Linked DNA regions of Mus musculus: region 2 is linked to region 1. Evidence: chromatin loops called from intact Hi-C (ENCODE). Cell type or tissue: heart. All regions are shown on one strand. Each heading gives the region's core, and the rest is flanking DNA. Links, peaks and the distances in the headings are about the cores only.

The links. Peaks named below come from ENCODE experiments on the same cell type or tissue, not always from the same donor. Only the 100,000 strongest peaks of a DNase experiment are listed, where the experiment ranks them.
Region 2: a loop joins it to region 1, with 3 times the contacts of the local background. A loop is called at or near these places in 2 of 42 quality-filtered maps.

The regions. Positions count from the first base shown.
Region 1 is chr7:96,411,955-96,423,009 of GRCm38, reverse strand. All of the region lies in intron 2 of Tenm4 (teneurin transmembrane protein 4), which reads right to left. Among named protein-coding and RNA genes, the nearest start is that of Gm15412, 76 kb to the right of the region's middle. In heart, for the core only: no CTCF peak of the experiment used is centred there; a DNase peak (open chromatin) is centred at 5,459; H3K27ac peaks cover 277 bases; H3K27me3 peaks cover 5,551 bases.
Region 2 is chr7:96,497,473-96,508,527 of GRCm38, reverse strand. The region is part of intron 4 of Tenm4 (teneurin transmembrane protein 4); the gene reads right to left. Among named protein-coding and RNA genes, the nearest start is that of Gm15412, 160 kb to the right of the region's middle. In heart, for the core only: no CTCF peak of the experiment used is centred there; no DNase peak of the experiment used is centred there; H3K27me3 peaks cover 2,565 bases.

The DNA.
Region 1 (11,055 bases), core at 1,736-9,735:
TGTCCTTGTGGATGCCACCAAACCCTCACAGTCTGCCATACAGAGTCTTGAATTTTTCGACACTTTTCTCTAGCCTTGCTATCAAGTTCCCACATCTTTCAGACCTTCACTCTTATGCTGTTACTCTTTTCTTCACCAAGCAATGCATCCTCTTGCTGACTGCCTGGATTGAGCCCCCATTGAGAGTCATAGGATAGCACAAAACCCCTCATTTTGAGAGCAGAACTTAATCCCTGTTTCTCTGTGCTGCATGGAGGGTGCTTCTCTAAGACTGAGACTCTGACTGCCACCCCAAGGCTCCAGTGTGTGGACCACAATGGTTATTAATTTTTTTGGCCTTCCCTGCTGCAAGCTTCCTGATTTTGGTCTGCTGTGTTTACTGGGATGTTGGGGGTTGGTCTGGTGCTGCTTGAATTTCTATGCTAAATTCTGTACTCCAGGATCTGGTTATGCCAAGAGGAGCAAATTCTCACCTACGCCTTTGTTATGCAAACCTTACTCCTCAATTTAAAACCATTGGTTAAAAAAATGGCTATAATTAATTACTGGGTAGAATAGAATGAGGTAGAGTTTGAATTACCAGCCTGGGGTTCACAAGTAGAGACCATAAGGGGATGGAGAAAGGAGGGAGCTAGGGAGGGAGGGAGGGAAGGGGAAAGAGAAAGAGAAAGAGAAAGAGAAAGAGAAAGAGAAAGAGAAAGAGAGAGAGGAAGGGGAAGAGAGAGAGAGAGAGAGAGAGAGAGAGAGAGAGAGAGAGAGAGAACAAGAACACAAAGGAGAAGATGGATAAATAAGAGGTCTCTATTAGTCATGATGGGCCAGCAGCATGTGCCCAAGTAAAATTCTCGTCCAGGTCACCAGACTGCTGGAGCAGAAATAACGTAGGAAAATTCTAACAGCAAGTATTTGGGGAGCACAATTGGGGAATTAGCCAGTCTAGCATTAGAAAGTTAGATTAGGGGTCATCCCACAATAATTGCACAGAGCTTAATAAATAAATCACAGTTTGAGTCTCATCCATTTGAAGCTAGACGGGGTTAAGAATAATTCATATTATTTTACACTGGGACATTAGATAGCAAATAATTCTTAGTATCTGCTGAATGAATGCATGAGCGCCTGATGCATTTCCCACATTTTTTAAGAGTGGTCTGGGCTTGCCTGTTTCCTCTGCTGGATAATGAAGTTCTGGAAAAGAACAGATCCTGTTTAGCAAAAGAAGTTGATTGCAAAGCTGCCAGTTAAATCACTTCTTGCAGATTTTCCACAGCATGCTGGATATCACCAGTTGCTCTTTCCTCCCTTCCTTCCTTCTTTCTTTATTTCTTTTTTCTTTTTTTCTTTCTTTCTTTTTTTGGACATCACCTTGCTCTCCCTGCAGGAGCACCCAGGTGAGACTGTCACCAGACATTTAATCTAGCAACTTCTAGCGGTTGGGAGATCATTTTCCTTCTAGAGCTGAGTTTAGGACCAAAACACTGCTTACTTCCATGTCCAGATAGTAGGAACTTGTTAGGCAAAACAAACATCAGTTCTGACATCAGAGGGGGAAGGTCTGGCCTTTGCCTGACTGGTAGGGAACAGAGCCAAGCCCTTGAGCCTCATTTTCCACACCAGATACTGTAGGAAGATAACCCTCCACTCCTGTGCCAGAGGGCTGCTGAGAAGACCTGGGGATCCAAGCACAACAGCATATGTTTCATAGGGAAGCCCAACCAAAGCGGAAAGGACTTTTGGTCCTCATCAGCAACGCAATGACCCTCCATTCATGTTTTCTGATCCTGTGACATTTGATTAAGGAAAACAGTACTCAGGAGGTGGAGAGAGGGGGAGCTCCATCAAGATCAAGTAGAGCTGTTAACACAAGTGGCTGGCCTTTTAACTAAGAGCAACACGCGTGCGTGCAGGAGCCAGTGGGTCGATGACATAAGGAACAAAGTGTTTGCCTTTGGAAACACTTCTGTGGCCCTTTTCAACCTGCTCGGCTCACCCAGCTTGCTGGGGCAGGAAGAGTGTGTGCTGCCTGAGGAGACTCACTTCCAACATTCAGTGTAGATTGTGCGGCACTGATGATACAACTTAATATGAATGGAAATTAACTGTACTCCGTAATTCTGTGCAACAGAGAATAAAGAAAATAAGTAAAAAGGACATCGGATTGAAAAACTTGCACCTGTAGGATGTAACGTAGATTAAGGTTAATACCCACTCAGCAAAGGTTCAATGTGAGGGAAATAAATAAATTGGGCAGGAGGCCAACTACACAACTAGTATGTTGAGTGGATAAACATGTGGGGAAATGCTCAGCTTTTCTACTAACCAAATAAATGAAAATCAGGGCAAAGCAAAATAGCACCATATCTAAAGTAGTCATCTTACTTCCAAATTTGAACTCAACTTCAAATGGCTGCAGATTCATAGATAGAAAAGTCACAATCTATTTGGAGGCAGCTAGTTAAAAAGCATACTTATTGGGCACCTTCTGTATACTTGCCTTATCAGATATAGTGAATGCATGAATAGGACCCCAAAGAGAAGCTGGAGAGAGACCCTGATGTGGCATGTGAGAAGATAGGACCAGGCCGTAAGCTGGAGTAGACTCTTCAGATGAAGAACCCCTTGCAAATGACAGATGACTCCCACCCTGAGCCCGAGCTCCAAATACAAGGCCACCATCTGCCTTCAGAAAGGACAGCTGGAGGGCTTTTCCCATTTCCTCTAGCTGACTGGAAGATCAGGAGGTGACAGCTGGCCTGTTGATGATCTACAAGTTCCTGGCTCTCAGCAGCCACAGGAGACAGAGGTGGCTCATGTGCATCCCATATGACCGTCTCTTCACACACAGACTGACCCAGCTCCAGAGAAGAGTGCCAGCATTCCAGACACACAGTGTTGGCCACAGTGAGAGTCTAAAGATGGATTTCTCTGAGTGAGATTCAGCTCTCCTGTGAGTAGCAGTTCTTGGGAGAATAAAATTGTTGATCAGATGAAAGTTAGTCAGCCAGAAAGGAGGCTTGATCGGTTGATCTGCTTGGAGGGTAGAACCTGAAGAGCAGATTTCAGGAGCTTGGATAAGACCAGGGAACCAGAAAGGGAAAGATCTCTGCCCTGGGTGTTCCCTCCCATAGTCTACAGGGCTACTCTAGGCCTGTAGAAAAGGGCACTTCTTGGTTTGGTCTCTGTTCTTGCAGTATGAAACTGGTGGGGTTCCCAACCAAATATTGGTAGCTGCCCAAAGATATAGTGCTAGGCAAAACTCTGTAAGTGCACAGTGCCCTAGATGTCAAACCATCTCCCCGAGAAGAGGCTGCCAGGAAGAATGGGGCCTGTTCATTGGCTGCCCTTCACCTGTAGCCTTTTGTGGTGATCTAGCTCTCCAACATGGAGACCGGACTTCTTAATGAATTTTGTATCCATCTCAAATCAGTCATGAACTCTACCTCGTAGTAAATCTTCACACCCTGTAATTATGTCTTGGGTGAATGGAAGGTTGAATGACTGGCTGAATGGATACAATGAAATGTTTACAAAGTTCACCCTCAACTGTATCACAGGAAGCAATAAAAATGACCCAAGAGAGACTTGTGTCAAAGGATAGATGACAGCAGAGGAAGGGGCTTGGGGCAGTGATGGCAGTCCTTGGTGTCAACCTGACTACATCTGGAATTAACTAAAACCCGAGCAGCCAAGCAGCTGGGCACACCTGTGAGGAACTGTTTTCATAATTAAATCATTTGAAGTGGGAAGAGCCACTCTTACTCCAGATCTTTTGAGGTGGGAAGATCCACCTTTAATCTGGGCCATCCCTTCTGGTGATGGACTATGTAAAGGACACAGAAGAAGGATGCTTTTGCTCTTTGCCTGCTTGTCCTTACTCTGGCTGGCAAAATCATTCCTTTGCTGGACGGAGAGCCTACCTCTTCAGGATTCCAGCCCCCGAGAATATACTGACTGAGGACCAGTTGAGACATCCCACCTTGTGGATTGAACAACTACTGGATTCTTGGATTTTCCATTGGTAGACAGCCACTCTTGGACTAGCTGGACCACAGCCTGTAAACCACTCTAATAAATTCCCTTCAAAGACAGACAGACAGACACACACACACACACACACACACACACACTTTATCACTTCTGTTCCTCTAAAGAACCCTGACTAATACAGAAGGGTTATAGTCACACTAGAACATGGACTTGTCAGAACCTGTAAGTGATGGTATAAAAGGCTGAGAGATTGGACAAGGAGGCAGTCTCTTCATTTTAGACAGTGCAGAAACTACTGTTGCTTGGCAAGGCATAGACCCAATTGTGCCACTTCATATTAATGGCAGTATGACTGAAGAAAGGAGGTTGTGAACTGGGCTTTGTCAGAAAGGAAGCAAGCCTGCCAGCTGTGCCCAGGACATTTTCTTACCCCATTTCCAGCTTTCAGTTCCTTGACCATCAAAGCTAGGCTGACCTGAGCAGAGAAAATGGAAGTTCCTTCTGTCTCATCTAGGCCCTGAGGCCGTCTAGTGAGTAGGACAGAAGAAGCTCTGGTCCTTGAACTCCCCTCCTGTATGACGTCACCAGGGAGCATCTGCTTCACTTCTGTAATGAAGTCCCAACTTAGGCTGCTCAGTGTAGTGCAAAGAACACACTGGAGTCAGACAGGCCTGGGTTCAATCCAAGGTCTGCAGTTCATTAACAAGCAAGCATACTGGGGTGAGATCCTTCTCCTTTCTTCTGTCTCTTCATCTGTTAATGAGGGCAATCATAGTCACTTTCCAGGGCAAATGTCAACTTAAGCAAGTTCGTGCAGGCCTGGAAGTCTCTCTCTCTCCTTAGATGTTCCTACAAAACATCTAGTTCATCATTTAAGCAATATGGAGAAAATTGCTATAAAAATGTCTTCCATGGACTTATAGGTTATTTCCTGTGTGCTTGATGCCCTCAAAAAGAGAGGAGGAGGAGGAGGAAGAGGAGGAGAAGGAGGAAGAAGAGGAGAAGGAGGAGGATGCGGGCTATGAAGAGACTTGGATGCCTCTCGGGACTTGAAGGGAGGCATCCAATGCTATCCATACTCATTCCCTAGTTGGTGTGCACACATGCCCAAGCATCATGGCTGTCCTTCTGGCCAAGTTTTATTTCTACACTAGTTTGCATCAGGCCCGTGTACTTCGATACACAGTATAGTATTCAGATTGAGTGGGGGAACACGTGGTGGAAGCCCGAGAGTGTCCCCTCTCTAGGTTGCAGAGTATACCTTGCCTGGGTGTTCTCGGAGACTCCTTTCTGCTTTCTCATTTGAACAGTTAATGGGTTTCACCCTCTTAAGTGACACCTGCTGGAAATGTAATTGTGCACATAATTGCTGTGTGGGAATGGAGGCTTGCTTATTTCCCAAAGCTTGTGCTTCCCTTAGGAAACAGTGGGCCTGCTTCCTGCCTCCCTGCTGGCGGAGCATGTGGTTGGCTCTCCCTGATCTCTTCTGGGCAGCTGGCCAGGAGGACTGGCTAGGCAAGATAGCAGCACTCGATGTAACTTTGAGATTTCTAGAGATAAGATTGGGGAGATAACTCACTGGATAAAGCACCTCCTGCACAAGCGTGGGGACCTGAGTTTGGATCCCCAGCAGTCATATAAAACCTGGATACCGCACACACGTCTGCTACCCCGTTGCTGGGAGCGGTGATGGAGACAGGCTGGATCCTGGGGCTCATTAACTAGCCAGCCTAGCCAAATTGATGAGTTCCAGGTGCAGTGAGAGATGCTGGAAAATCAGCTGGAGAGCAATAGAGGAAGGCACCTGACATTGATCCCTGGCCTACACACTCAACGAATGTGCACCCACAGGAGAAGGAATACACACACAAATATGTATACACAAACACACAGCACATTTACACATACTTATAGAAGGCTCATTGAAGTCATGGGCTTATCACAATATCAAGAGGAGACTGGAAGCTCTAGACAATGTTCCCCACAATCATTCTTGCTAAACACCTGAGGCCAAAGTGTCCCTCCTATAAAGGACAATGTGAATAACATGAAGTATGAGGAGCTGAAGACAGTCAGGTTCCTGCTGTGGTTCTCTCCGTTCTTGTTACCTGACTTGAGGTGGGGACCTGTGGTGATGAAGCTGGAAGCCTAGATCAGTGACCGTGACATTGCCCATGGCTATGACTGACCCAGGGGAGCTCAGGTCAGCAAAGTATGGAAGGGCAAAGAAAACAGAACAGAGCCCTGGGAGTGGAGGCTGGAGAAAGCAGTCTTAATGGCAGCCTCTACACAGATACAGATGCATAAACATGTAAATATAAATGAATATGCAAATGTGCAAATACATATTAGAATGGTATGTTAAATAATCCGCTTGTGGATCTTTGGAAATGACCTTTCCCTCTGGCCAATTACCTCCTTCCAGACTATTCCCCACACTTTCATTTAGCTTGCAGAGATCTGTCTAAATTTCAAGATAAGAATGAAAACTTCTTATAAGGATGAGTCAGGTTGTGATGTCACATACATGTAGCCCCAGCACTTAGGAGAAAGAGGCAAAAAGGACCTTGACTTCAAGACCACTCTGCACTAACAGTGAGGTTCAGGCTAGCCTGGGATATAACGGGAGACTTTGTTTCTTCCTCCCCATCCCCAGAGAAAAATCCCAAAGCTGAACTTGATTACCTGTTCACATTACTGCCATGATCCCCAATGTCCCCAGGTCCACACCCATCTCTGTATGTCACTGAACACTGGGGAGGAGGCTGCTGCTGTTGTTCTAAGCCAAGAGGCAATCTTCAGAGAGTGTCTGCAGTTCTCTTTGGGGTAACTTGCCCTTGTGAGAAGAATGCTTGGGGTTCCTGGTATCCAGATCCCTGGTTGCTACTCTAGGAGTATGAATCAGGGCTATGGTACTCCCACAACCCTTCTATCACCTGAGAACATGGCAGAGTAAAGGCTGTAGCAACAAACTCTTGTACAGCTGGGTGCTGGAGCTACAAGCAAGGGGAAATTCACATGGTAATCTCAGAACATCTTCAACAGCTTTGTGGAGCTGTCTGCCCTCCACCAAGTGTCCTAAGTACATCTCCACTCTAGCTGTTGTCCAGCTCTTCCCTTCATGCGTTCGACAGTGATGCCTCTGTAACATAAGTCACTCTTAAATGGACTCGTCCTCCTTCTTGCATCTTTGATGTTTCTGTTTACTCTGCTCATGCTGTGAGTTCCTCCCTGACTACTAGCACTCAGATGTTATTTTGTGTCCCCTTCACTGTATTCCTGTCCAACAGCAGGTCAGTCCTGGAATGAAACTTCAATAGGACTTGGCCATTGAACTCTCATCTCATGACCACATTTGTAGTAGACATTACTTACTCTTTTTACATCCACCTCAACTTCCTGTGTATTCCAAACAGTCTGGACATGGGAAACTACAGATTCCTCCCACCAGATAGCTCAGGATAGATGCTGTCATTATAGCTGGATATTGCTCTCAGGGACCTTCCCTCCAGCACACTGGTAGAGATAACCACTCATCTGAAACTTCACGGTTTGGGTTCTCCAATTTAAATGTCAAAGACTTAGGGCAAGAGGGATATTGTGCCATGCGGGGGGCTTCCTGTCCTGTGGTAGCCAATCTTCGGCCCTGCCATTCCTTGAAAGTGGTCAAGTTAAAACAAGCAAAATAAAACAAGACAACCCACAAAGAGCCAACCAACGAGATGGTTCAGTAGGCAGGGACATTTGCTGCCAAGTCTGATCACCTGAGTTTGATTCCCAGGATATACAAGACAGATGGAGAGAGGTGACGCCTACAAGTTTTTCTCTGGTCTCCAAATGCATACCATGGCACAAGTGCCCCCTCCCACATACATACATACATTCGTACATACATAGTTAAAGAAATACGTTAACAAATAAAAACATTTTAAGTGTTTTTATTTTAAGAAAATGTGTAAGTTCCCCAATAGTCTCCTTTAAATCCTTTTCTGTTTAAACTAGCCAGAACGAGATTAAATCATGTCTTCCCTTCCCACAGACGACATATGAGCGGAGATTCTTACATCTTTGTTTTCCCTATACCCAAAATATAACCTTGTGCCTTAAAGCCCTCCTGAGACTGGATGGAGATGCAGAGCCAAGCATCCCTGTAGGTGCCTCCACCCTGCTGGGAGGTGCAGCTGCTGCTCTGCTAAGGACTCAGAAATCAGATCACCTGGCGTACTAACATTGTGGATAATGTAAACATTAATTTTGATGGGGCGGGCTGAGAGGATTTCTTATCAGAATTGTGAAAAGACTGTTGTATGAACAAATTAAAATGTGTTTTGTCGGTGCAGAGGCTTTTTTTTTTTTTTTGCTTCCTGCTTGGCTGGCTCTCTGCTGTGTTCCAAATAGCTGAGGGACATCCAGATAATCAAAGCTCGCTCACCATACATACTGTTAGCAACTCCTTTCAGACCCTTCCTGTCCAGATGTACAAAGAGAATAGCAAAAGGAAATAAATCCAACACTTCCCAGCTACACCCGCTACACCGCCAAGTCTCTGCAGTTCTGAATCATCAAACCTTGCATTTCTCATTAACTGCCCCTCATATGCAGCATTTTCAATTAAGTTGGGAACACTGCTACACTAATTATGTTATGATATTAGTCCCTGCAGATTAATATGCAGCTAACAGTTTAGGAGTGTCATCTGGATTGGATTGTTCAACCTACTTGCAAGCAAATACTTCCTAGAAAGCTGTCCCTGGCCTGGAACTGGATATGAATGCCTGATTTTATGAATTGATTTGACCGATCTACTAGATGTCTAGCTAAGTGGTTCTGGGGATGAAGGCAAAGGTGTTTTGTGGAGGAGACTCTGTAGACTGAGTCAAGATGGAGCACTTGGTATGAGTGGGCATTGGCCAGTCCTTGAGGGTCTGAATAGAGGGGAAGCAAGGAGCTTAAGCTGGGAGAACCATCTTTTTGGCTGCTGGCCACTAATCTCTTCTGGGATGTGCATGCTGTGAGTTCATAGGCCTTTGGGCTTGGCTGGTGTCAACACTACTGGTTTCTCTGTGCCTGCTGGCAGCTGGTGAGACTTTTCACTTCCATTAATTACACGAGTAATCTCTTTATACTTCTCTTCCTTTAATCTACTAGCCTCTTGGTTCTGAGTCTCTGCAGAGCCCTGTCTAATGCAGACCTGAAGAGTTAGGAGCTGTCCGGTGGTCTGTGGGGGTTCTAGCCTTCTGTCTGTCTGTGTGGCAGCTATACCTCCATCAGGACCTGATCCCACTGAGTCATAAGGTCGTGTTTTGTGTTTCTTGTGCAATCCACACAACCTTGTGCTCATAGGAAGTGCTCAGTTAACACTTCCTCAGCAGACCTGCCTTGAAATGTCCCACTGAAAAGCTACAGCAGAATGTCTTTCAATGTCTGCTTTCCATAAAAAGAAAAAAGAAAGAAAGAAAAATATATGGCTCTGTTCCATGAAAAACACAACCAGAGAAGGGGAAGGAAATCATATTTGCTGTTGCAAGTTCTAAATCAGACACTTTCAAAATACACAGGCTCATTTCATGTAACCAAGTATCATTTGAGGGAGATGCTGTCATGCACAGATGTAGATAGACCTGGGTGCAGTGACTTTCACCCTTGTGCTTTCCGGCACATCTGGCACCAATTAATTTTGCTGTAAGGGTGCATAGGAAGGACTCAGACATCTCAGAGTCTCTGTGTTCAAGACAGACAAAGGAAGCAAATGTCATTTGATAGTATCAAATGCAATAACTTGCAAGTGACATCCACTTAGCAGGTACTGTTCCTGGGTCCCTTTCTAAGTGCTTTGCGTCCCTTCTGAGCTAAGCATCCTTATCTCAATTCCCAAGAATGCAGAAACTGAGCCTCAGTGTTCCTGAGGAATAAAGAGAATGGACTAGGCTCTGGGCTAAGGTATCCTATTGACTATGACTAAGTCTCTTCATGGCTCTCAATTTCTGACTTTGTAAATGTAAGAGTTTGTGATTAGTGCAGGGAGCATGTGAGCAGTGAAAATGCTATCATAGGACAATTGTCAAAGGCAGGTCAGATACAAGGCTGTATCCAGATGCAGAAAGCCATGGTAGCCAAGTTTTCTGAGAGCAGACTGCTCAGTTCCATTCCTGTCTCTGCCATGGTAGACTTTGGCTGAGGCACACTCTGGACTATCTTTGTACAGTTTCTCCATCTTTAAGATGGAGGTAAGAGTAAAGTACATCTCATGGGGTTGCTTTGAGGACCAAATGGGCCATATTGCACAGATAACCAAGAAATAAGCATGGGGTTTTGGGATGCTCAACACTTCCCTGTTATGGATGTCATCCAAATGTTGCAAGTCACTTAAAAGTCAAGAGAGAGAAGTCTAATAAGACTTCAGAATAGTTGTCGGCAGCATGGCTGATAGACCAATCCACCTAAGACAGCCATGCCAGAAAGCTCCCAGCACTGCCATTTTGTGATAACTGTTTCCTGGACTGGATTTCTATGGGAACTCAGATTCAGAGAGAATACGTCATGCACCCAGGGTTACATACAGGACTAGAAAGGGGCAGAGGGAAACTTGTCCCCACACAAGCGAGAGTCGGTACTGGGCTTCTCTCATCTGTTGTTGAGTTCTCTAAACCTGGAGCTTTTTCAAAGTAATCCCATTGTGTGTGTGTGTGTGTGTGTGTGTGTGTGTGTGTGTGTGAGAGAGAGAGAGAGAGAGAGAGAGAGAGAGAGACAGACAGACAGACAGACAGAGACAGAGACAAGGAGAGAGACAGAGAGACAGAGAAAGAAAAAGATACAGAGACAGATTTAATTTTATTGAAATAAAGCAATTTGTACATGTTTGAAACTGAACATCATCTTTACTTTCTTTTCAGTGAAAACTGAGTAAACAAACAAACAAACAAGCAAACAAATGAAATCACAGAAGAGAATGTCAATTCCAGATAAAGTCCTCCAGGTTTTGCTGATTTTCCCACTGAGGGGCAGGGCTCAAGACATCATTAGGAGAGAATTTTACTTTAAAAGTGTCATCTTGCAATGCAAGGGTGT
Region 2 (11,055 bases), core at 2,079-10,078, 85 kb before region 1:
CCTAAGTAGGCAGGTGGCTCTTTTCAAGGCCGATTTGTAGCCTGTCTAGTGACAGACAATCCCAGTCTCTGGGATAGGCTGATTTTTTTGATGCTGTGAGTATCACTGGGTCTAGCCTAATAGAAGCATGAACATGAAGCATGTTTGTATGGTGAACGCCAGACAAGACTTGGACTCAATCAAGAATTCGCAAAGGACTCCTGGGAAGATACTCAGTATACTTTCCCACCTCCTCAAATGAAAGCCAACTGGCAAGTGTGACGTTTTGCAGGCTCTCTTTGAAGAGTGGAAGCCATGTTCCTTAGCCATCCGCAGGCCAAAAGCCACTCAGAAGGGTGAGTTGAGGAAAGCCTTGATGGGCCTTGCCTTCATTTTGTGACTATGAGACATCTCTGAACTTAAACCTCATATAGGTACGCACGTTCTTAGTTAGGGTTTTATTGCTGCAAAGAAATGCCATGACCACAGCAACTCTTATAAGGAAAACATTTCATTGGGGCTGGCTTACAGGTTCAGTCCATTATCCTTATGGTGGCAATGCAGATAGGCATGGTGCTGAAGAAGGAGCTAAGAGTTCTACACCTTGATCTTAAGGCAGCAGAAGGAGACTGTGTGCCACTCTGGGCATGGCTTGAGCATAAGAGATCTCAAAGCCTGCCTCCATAGTATCACACTTCCTCCAGTAGGCCTCCATTCCTAATAGTGCCACTCCCTCTGGGCCTATCGACCAATTACATTCAACCCCCCACAAAAGTATTTGTGTTCTTTCTCCACAAATGTGTGTCCCCTTCCTTGCTCCCTCTAGACACATTCCTGGAGATAAGAACATACATATAAAGACCCTAGGTTAAACATGGTTTTGAAAATACTTGAAAAATGATGGAGAGAAGACAAAGGGATGTTTAAATACAGGTGCTGTGTCAGAAGCTGTGCTAAGCCATTTGCAGATGCTATTGGATACTTTCCTTAAAGGGATTCTGGAGGGCAGATACTATATGTCGAACTTTAAAAAAAAATCTAGCTATGCAATTAGTGAGATGGTTTATCTGGTAAAGGCACTTGGTGTGCAAATCTGGAGACCTGAGTTTGATTCTTGGAACTCATAGAAAGCTAAGTGTGGGGGCTGGAGAGATAGCTCCGCAGTTAAGAGCACTGACTACTTTTCAGAGAAGCTAGTTTGGTTCTCAACACGCATGCAGCATCTCAAGATCAGTTTGAGGAGTTCTGACACTCTTGGTCTGTCTCCCCGGGCAGCAGGCAAGCATGTGGTGCACAGACACACGCGGAAGCAAAACACTCCCATACATATACATAAAATAAAATTTAAAAAAAATCTAAAAGCTGGATGTGGTGACTCACGTCTGTAATCCCAGCTCTCCTACAGCAAGATGGAAAGCAGAGACACTGTGCCCTAGAGCATACAATTATTTTGTTGGTCGTTTGCAAGGGTCTAGCTCTGGCACTAAAATACAATCGGCTGTCCTTCCGTTACACCCATCCTGCTCCAGGACCCCTGCAGCTTACACAGATGGAACTCTGAACTTGTGAGATAATTAAAATCCCACTCTCCCTCCCTCCAGCTGCCAACAACCACCTACAGATCTGGCCATCTTAGTTCCTCATAAGAATGGATTCATGATATGCATCTTACTTCACTTATATCATGTCATCAAGCTCCTTCCATGGTGGAATATGTGAACCTACTTTTTAAAAGTTTAATAACATTCCGTAGTAGAGAACTGCCATGACCATTCATCTGTTAGCAGGCACTTAATGTGGTCTACCTCTGGATGTGGGAATGGTTCTAGGAATGAGTGTGCACAGGTTATCTCCTCGAGCTCCTGTTTGTTTGTTTGTTTGTTTGTTTTCCCTTCAGATGTATGCTCAGAAGCAGAGTTGCTGGATCATGTTGTAACTCTATTGTCAATTTCAGCTTCTGTATTGTTTGCTATAGCAGTGCTATCATTTTGTCCAATCCCATTTTAGAGATGCTAAAACTGAGGCCCAGAGGCTAAACAGCAGGTGCAAGGATGTACAAATTAGGAAGTGGCAGCACTGTGGTTCGAGAATCCAGTTCTGGCACTAAGATGGCTGAACAACAGTTCCCAGTGTTGGGGCTCAGCCAGGACATGGGCACCCCACAGCACCTTTAATAAGCAGATAGATTCCCATGTCTCTGGGTCTAGAGAAAGAGAACCATGACAGTATCATCCAAGGGGTCAGGGGTGTGGCTCAGTTGGTAGAGTGCTTGCTTAGCATGCATGAAATCCTGGGTTCAGTTTCCAGCACAGCATAACCTGAGCTTGGTGGCTTATGCCTACCTCTATCAGCTTGGGAGGCAGAAGCAGGGGGGTTCGTGAGTTTAATGGCATCTTGGCTTTACAGCAAGTTTGAGGTCATCTTAGACTACATGAGACCCCATCTCTAAAAAAGAAGGAAATATCTCCCAAGAAACAGATGAACCAATCCTAAGTGTTCCTGGTGGGTGCCAGGTTTGAAAGCCACTCTTTACTGTTGTGATAACGACCATCAGTTTTGTCTTTGTTACCCATTTTCTTGTCCCAATCAACCTATGCCAGATCACTGGGCACTTAAAGGGGTCTGTAAGCTGTGGGAATGTAGGGTTACTAAGGAATTCTTTAAACAGAGCACAGAGCCTGGTCTCCGGCAATTGCTGGCTTTCAAAGGGCAGCACATTGAGTATTCTAATCAACGAAGCATCAGCCAGGCGCCTGCCCAGACCTCACTTAGATTCCTGACTAACACTCATTAAGCCTCTCAAGCCAATGCGTTCCTAAGTGTGCACAGAGGCAGGATGCTGGCATTTTAATCTCATTAGGGAGTTGGAGCTCTAAGAGGCAGTGGCGAGAGCAGCCCTTTGCCCTGTGGGACAAGGTTCTTCACACTCAGAGAATAGCTGTATGCCACTATGCCATGGCCAGCCCATCCCCTCCCGATCCCCACCATTCTCTAGGCCTGCAGCAAACTCTGGGAAAACAGCTTGATGACTTCTAAGGCAACAGCTGCTAACAGCTGGATAACAGGTAACCAAGCTGCCTATATCCAGAGCAGACCTGAATTACCCATCTTAGCCTGACATATTCAGCTGGCACCAGGCCACAGCACCACTCCCTGAATCCAACTGTCTGAGACCCCATCCTCCATCAATACCATTGATAAAAGCCAGACCAAGCTTTGGGACCTTCGGAAAGAGGCAGCCACAAGCAATAATCCCAGCATAAGCCCTTCATTGTTGGAAGAGGAAGGCACAGGAGAAACAGAGAAGTGCATATCTGTTGTCAAAGGTGGACAGCTGAAAAGACTTGAAAAATGATTTTATATGCTAAAAGATGGGGGAATGTGCAAACACACAGCTATGGCCATCTACCTCCCTACAAGAGAAATAGCTGGAGCTTTCTCTGAAAATACACACACACACACACACACACACACACACACACACACACACACTACTCTGCTTAAGATAAATGAAGAAGCAAATATAAAGTGGATTTATCCATCTACCCACCCACCCACCCACCCGTCATCCATCTACTCATCTGTGAATCCATCCACCCATACAAACATACATATACCTGTCTATTTAAACACTGACTTGGCACCTATTGTATGCGTGAATCAAACTGGAAGAAAAAACAATAATCTAGATTGGAGGTTTCTAACTGAGAGACACACTGGTACTGGCGTGATTTGGGAATCTGTACACTATTTCTCTAAACACTGTCTATATATGTCACTGCCTTGTACAATGTACTCGGGAGCTATTATGATCTGCACACATTCACTCCAATCATCTCTAGATTTATAACAGCTTTCTGTCCTGTATTTCCTGAAGCAGTGAAAGGAAAGGAAATAGAAGCTAGGAGACTGTGGATCTGCATTGGCAAACAAAAGTATAAAGTCATACACTGTGGATTCATGATGACACCAGCCACAGTCAACAAATGTGCTGTGGGTTGGGCATCCATCTAGAGTTACATGCCATCCCAAGAAAAAATCTATGAGATGGCCATTACTATCATCTCATTATACTGATAATCACCTGGAGCCAGGGAGAACTCATATAGCTTGATCCATGTTGCACACTAGCAGGGTCAGAGCTGGGATTTAAGTTCAGGAAGCAGGGCTCCCAAGTTAGAATTTTTTAGTTATCCTTGTCAAGGTAGAAGAGATTGTAGCATCTAAAATATACATTTTAAAGATGGAGACAGTCTTTGAGAGCCCATGTGATCTACCCAGTAAATTCTTAAGGGAGTTGGGGGTGAGAGTTTAGCCTCCCTGTCTTCCATTCCAGTTCCATTATTGTTTAAAATAAGCCCAACCTCATTCCAAAGTGAAAGTCAAAATGTCATGTTCTGGGAACACAGGGGAGACTAGAGACTGTAAAGGTCTACATGAGATGCATAGAGCCTGGCCTCTTTCCCCGGGTGCTCTAGGATTTCCTTGGAAGAAATTCCTGACATTTGAGAAGGAAGACCCAGCCTGTGTGGACAGGATTGGGGACTTGGTACTTCAGGTCATGGAGAACTTCATTTTAGCCATGAGGACACTTTGTGGGGCAGCAGGCTCATCCCTGGTGCTGCACAGATGTGGTGCTTTCTAATGAGCAACACACGCTTGCACTGTCAGGAAACCTCAGGAATGAGGGCCTGTGCTTATGACCAAGTGGTGTCAATTAAAACCCAATGGCCTATCTTTGGCACATGCAGCTACAGTGGGCTCAAAGGTTGTCTGAGGAGATGCTGGGTTGGAACACGGGCCCCTGGGAGGTAGAAGGTAGCCATGCAGAGACTGGAGTGTGTAAACTCTCATGGACTCTGGATCTGTTAGACGCTGGTGTGTCCAGCATGGGTAAGTTTCTGGGCTAACTGGGACCACATCCCGCATCTACAAATGAGGGTAGTACCTTGCTCGTTTTGGCTGAACGTGTATATGTCAGGCACTTGGCATCATTTTGTTCTGGGGGAGGGGGAGGCTATAAGAATAGATTGAAGTTGTCTAAATCTTTTATCACAGGAGAACCAATTTTGTTCTTATGTTAGGAGAGAGAAAGTGTGGGTTGCTGACCAGGCTAAGAGCTTGGGTGTTCAGTATTTTCCCTATTTTAAGTGGGCCTATGGTTTCCTCTAGAGAATTGTTTGACTAGGTGCTCTCTAACTTCCTTTGTTAAGCAATTAAGAAAAATATAGGAAATGAGGAAGGGGAGAAGGCAGGAAGGAAGAAACAAAAGAGAGAGGAAGGCAGAGGGTGGGGGCTGAGCTAGGAGGTGGGGTGGGTAAGTTACACTCTTGCAGTGGTCGCTGGGAGGAGATTCACATTGCTGAGGACGTTAGAAGATGAACAGGCTCCTACTCTCATGAGCTTATAATTCAGATACAACAAAATCAGAGGCCAAACAGAGAAGTGAGAGATTTGATAGCGACTGGAAGAGGGAATGTGTGCCCGAGGGTGCACAAAGAAGCAGTTCAGATTTAGTTCAGTGATTGGGGAGGGCAGATTGGAAGATTTAGTTCAGTGATTGGGGAGGGTAGATTGGACGACAAGGAAGACAGCTGCTTGGAGTTTCCTGGTGACATTACACACACACACACACACACACACACACACACACACAGAGAGAGAGAGAGAGAGAGAGAGAGAGAGAGAGAGAGAGAGAGAGATGACGGGATGCATGGCACACTGTAGATGGCATCACAGCCCTCTGATTAATAGGGTATGGAATCTTGCTGTCAAGGAGATCTCTACAGCTCTGCCTGTGTACCGTGCATGAGGCAGGAGGTGTGAAGAAAAAACAAGACGTCCTATCCTCGTAGGTCAGATTCAGTATGACCATCCTGGGCCTTTGATTCATTGTTTACACTACAATCCACCTTCCCAGGGACACAGGGGCATGAAGGGCTGTTTCCTTCGAGCCTTGTGAGAAGTACTAAGGGCAGGAGCGCTCTGAGAGGGCTACAGTCATCTACAGACAGGAGCTTGTCTGGGAAGCCAACGGCTGCTTGCAGAAAATTAATAATAGATGCATTGAAGTCCCTGGGACCACGCTCCTTGGCAGCTGCTTCAGCTCTGAAAACCAGGAGTGGAACCTAAGCCTGACTTGGAACAGTCCTGCCTATTGTCACGGAAGGAAGAGCACCCAACCCTTCCTGACGCTGATGAGAAAAGTGGATTTGCAGGTCATTTACTCCATTACTCCAAGTAGGAGATTCTTTGGACTACCAGGAGTTGTTGGAAAGGGCACCCTGGAAGGTTTTCGTGCAACTACAATATTTGCTTCATGCTAGAGCCTTCTAGGAAACAAGTGAACATACTTCATCCCAGGGGGTACTGAGCTGGCCACTGCCTTTGCAAGTGTGGTACCTGGACAACTTGTCTAAGGAACTGGAAAGGAGAAACAGCACCGAATTCACACTCAGATGGTCTGGCTCCAGCATGCATGTTCTAAAACCAGTTTCCTTTATTATTTGTTCAGAGACAGAGTCTTCCAATGTAGTCCAGGCTGGCATTAAACTTCCTGACGCCCTGCCTGAGCCTCTGGAAGGCTGGGATTCCAGACATAGATCACCGCGCCTGGATTAACTATTTTCCTGCATCTTGCCTTTTCCCAAGTAGCTGGAAGAGAGGAGGCAGGTGAGGAAGTACGGGGGCCCTGCATTAGGTTCCCTGAGAAACTCTACAATGCCAATGCTTCTGCTGAGAGCTTTAAGTTCTTCTCCGCAAGGCAACGCACTAGCCATCACTCCATTGACAATTTTATGAGTGGTCAGGGTGGGCTGGACCTTATATAATATCCACATTTCCCTCCTCAGAGAAACCCTGTTCTCTTATTTTAAGAAGCCTCTGGCCCATCTCACGATTGGGCTTCTCTAGCTGAGGAACAGACTTCGATGACCTCACAGGAAATATGGAGATGTTAGGACAATTTTAGGATATTAGAAAATTTTGTCTCCAAACCATTAACATCCCCACTGCAGGTTTTCTTAGTATCTTTAGCGTGCTAGCAGTGTGCACACCTCCCCAAATGGATTCAATCCATGGTGCATCTCAGATCATTCAACACCCTCTACATGCACACGTCACACGTACATGCACACACACACACACGCACACACACACACAGACACACACACACACACACACACACACACACACACACACAGATGAAAGACTATCCTGCAGGACTGATGTATCCTAGAAACAGTTTAGGATAGTTGTTCTAGAATATTAATGACATCAAATTGTGTCTGTTTTTGAGTATTGGGTCCCTGGCAGGGCTGTGATGCTGGGAAATCTCTTACTCATCTTTCTACCTCTGGCCTTCAGCCAGACCTACACCAGCACAGGCCTTTAAAGATGGCCTAAGCCAGTGAGTGCTGTAGAACATAATTTCAAACCTGTACCAACATTCCTAGCAGCATCTGCCTGCATCTTTTATCCTGTCTCCTAGGTGACAGGCGTTTCCTGCCTTACAAGTCTCTGGTGAGGTTTTCCTCATCACCCAGGAAGGTTCCATCAGTACGTGGCTCTGCCCACTCCATTTCTTCTGCCTCTTCTCCCTGCGTGGGACTGCAGGCAGCTTCCTAATACGACAATGGTGATTCTCCAGCAACCTTATGCAGGCACATTCCTTATCCTTGGTTTTTAGCTTCAGCTCAATATCTCTGAGACCCTCTCTGGCCCCCTTTATATCAGCCTGGGGATTCTATACTGTACCTTACCCTTGTATTTATGCAGGTTGACACATGCCCAGAGTAAAGAGCTCTCAGGTAGCTTGTATTGAGTGATCCTGGTTAGCGGGGTTGGCAAGTGGTTAATGAACCCTTTTTGGGAGGGTCCCAGAACCTTTGCACAAACTCATCCTTAACCAGAAAGCCCAATGGTTTTGTAAGCTCAGAGTAGGGTTCCTGTTGCCCAAAATTCTTGAACAAAACCACAAACTAGTTGGAAGTGTGCTTTATTGGATCTCAGTAGTCCTATTTGTTTCCTTCTGTTTTCCAGCTTCTACAGCATGACTGCATGGCTTTGGCACCAAGGCTGTTCTACACAAATGGAAAACTGATAGAGTACAGGGGTGAACAGACTCAGACAGAGGAGGCAGGAAGGAGGCGAGAGAGATCCTGGGGAGCCCGAGCCAGGCTGGGATGGGAAAATGCCCCCTCAAAACTACCCCTGCCATCTTGAACATCCTCCCTTGAGAAAGGTGCCAGACTGAACAGCCTACCCATCTGGCCTCACCATGCCACCCAGGCCCATCTGGTGAAAACTGGCTACATACTCCCCATTCACAGAGATTGGAAACCTAGAGCCCGTCACCTCGCTCTGTGTTACCCTAGCTCTTAATTCTTTTTTGGGTATCAAGTTCTTCACCTAAAAGTGGAAGCTTACATTAATTACGTGGATGGTTCTCACTCATGGCCTGTTACTCACAGTAAGAAAGACATCTGACACCCGAACCCTGCAGACATACATCGGCAGAGGCACCAGGCTGCCCCATTACTGAACAATGCCAACCTTTATGACCCACCATGAGTCCTCCATTATTGTCACATGCATGCTTTTATTAAAGTGTGATCTAAGTACAGTGGAGGGAACCCATCTGAACTCAGCAGCTTGATGCAGTTTCAAAAAGTGAGAACACCCATGGGAGCCAGGTCCAGTGATGCAGGCAGGCACCCCAAAACAGATCCTCCAGAACAACATCAGTACTTTGGAAGCCTTTCCCATTCTCTCCCCAACCCCAGCTCCTCCCCTAAGGGTAATCACTCCCTAGACTGCTAAGGTATTTGTCTTGCCTGCTTTTGTACTTTATAAAGGGGGGTTATAAAGCCCTGTGCCTGGCCTCTGTCTTTCAGTTTTACGGTTTCCAGGGTCATCAGCACTGCTGAATGTTCTGCCCCACTGTGGGAAGAGACTGACTGCATCTGTCCATTCAAGGCTGGGCGTGGCATGTGTTTGGCACACCTGTGTGCGGCTTGTGATTTTTGTATTACACGCACCCATATGAACACTTCATGGGTACACGCCACAGAGTGGACACACTTGCACTCCTAGGTTCTGAATGGTTGGTAACTGAAGAGTGTTTCGAAGTCAGCACACTAATTCAACCCAACCAGTGTGAGTATATTCCAGTGGCTTTACATGGTCATAGATGCTGGGCAAACTCCACCTCTTCCATTCAAGCCTTTCTCATGGAAGTGTGGAAGTGGTAGCAGTTATCTCATGGTGGTTCTCATGTATCAATTTCTCAAGAATAGTGATGTGTCCATGGCTTTGGGGGCTGTTTTTCTACTCTCTTTTTGGAAGCATCTAAGTCTTTTGCCCATTTTTAAGTGAGCTATTTGTCCTTTGGTTATTGATTTTTATGGAGAGCTGATTCTTTCCTACTGCATATATTTTGGATAAGTAGTCTTTGTTGAAGAGTCAAGCATCAGGGTGAGGTGAGTTTGTAATCCCAGTGTTTGGAAGGGGAGGCTAAGACAAGAGAACCACAATTTCCAGGCAAGCCTGGATGAAAAAGAGAACCTATTTCAACAAAACAAAACAAAACAATCAAATACATACACCTTCTCTGTAGGCTAATGGGTCATTCTAATTAGTTTTAATAAACGATGGCCTTGAATCATCAAATTCATTTCATAACTTGAAATGGATCACCACCCACAATTTGGAAATGGCTTCAAGTTGGTTGTCTGGCTTCCACAGGGCTGGAGCTCCCCTAAAGGGCCCACTGGCTCTACAGCAGTCAGAGCATTTCTGTGTCTGCAGCCAGTAACTGTCTGGAGAGCAAAGGCCAGGATATTAGTTTTATTTAGTTAAAACCAACTGACAAATCTATTTTCTATCTTAAATGACAACAACATCCAAATCTCCGGAGATTCTAATTCTGCCAGCCCCTTAGCCCAGGCTAAGGGAAAAGACTTTGGGAATGAACAAATTGTGGAATAACTTAGTAATGATAGATGATATGTTTTCCTGATATGGCTCTTTACCCAGAGATATAGCAGGCCCTCAGATAGTGCCAAGGATGTAAGACACTTCCAGAAGTCCTTTATATTCTGCAGGGAAGAACAACACTCCTTTAGCTCTGCCAACAGTGGCCACCGGATCCAGGCTTCCCCACAGCTAGAGTACTTGAGTGTTGTTCCACTCAACTTCCCCCTCCCCCAACCCTTCAGAGCAGCGTTCTCCACAGACTCAAAGCTTCAGCAAGCAGGGACAGGACTCTTGTCAAACAAGGTGATCCTATTTAGCCCAAGATAATGGAGCTAGTCAGTTGACAGAACTGGCAATAGCGCCAGATTGACTGATTTCATGGCCCAGGTTATACATCTTGGTGGGAACCAGACACTGTGTGGAGGCTGGTCATGCTAAAACGACTGGAGATTCTCATACATACAAACCCCTGTGCACACATACAGATGCACATGTATAAGCACTTGCACATGCTAGGCGTGCCCATAAGTGTATACATGCTGCTGATTTTCTTTCTCAAAAATCTATGGTCTGTACTCAAATAGTATAATACACACCCAGCTGGATCTTACCTTGTGCTGCTTTGAAAACACCAAGAGTCTCTAATGCATGTATAATTCAAAGCACAAAGTGTGGGGCATTTATTTTACAGTTTACAACTCTCCTTGCCACTCATCAGCTCATCTGATGTTCCCTATAGCCTTCTAAACATACACAAATACATGATGCATCACATGGCCCCTGACCTGATAGTCTAGGGCCCTCATTCCAGGGACATGAGTTCTTGCTGTCCAGGACTAGAGCTTTGACCCTGGGTATAGGGTAGGAGAGTTTGTACAGCTCTGGAACCCATATTCATTTGTCCTTTTCAGCTGCGTGTTTCTGTAGCAATCAATCTATCCTTATGAGGCTCTGAGTTTTAACTTCATGGACCTTCTTGGCTTGGAGTTACGTTTGTGTGAGAGTTTATCAAGTATGAACATTTCTCTTTTATGTCTAATGAACATTCTGTATCTTCTTGTTCCTTTTTTTTTTTAAAAATTAAAGTTGCCTCTGCCTCTT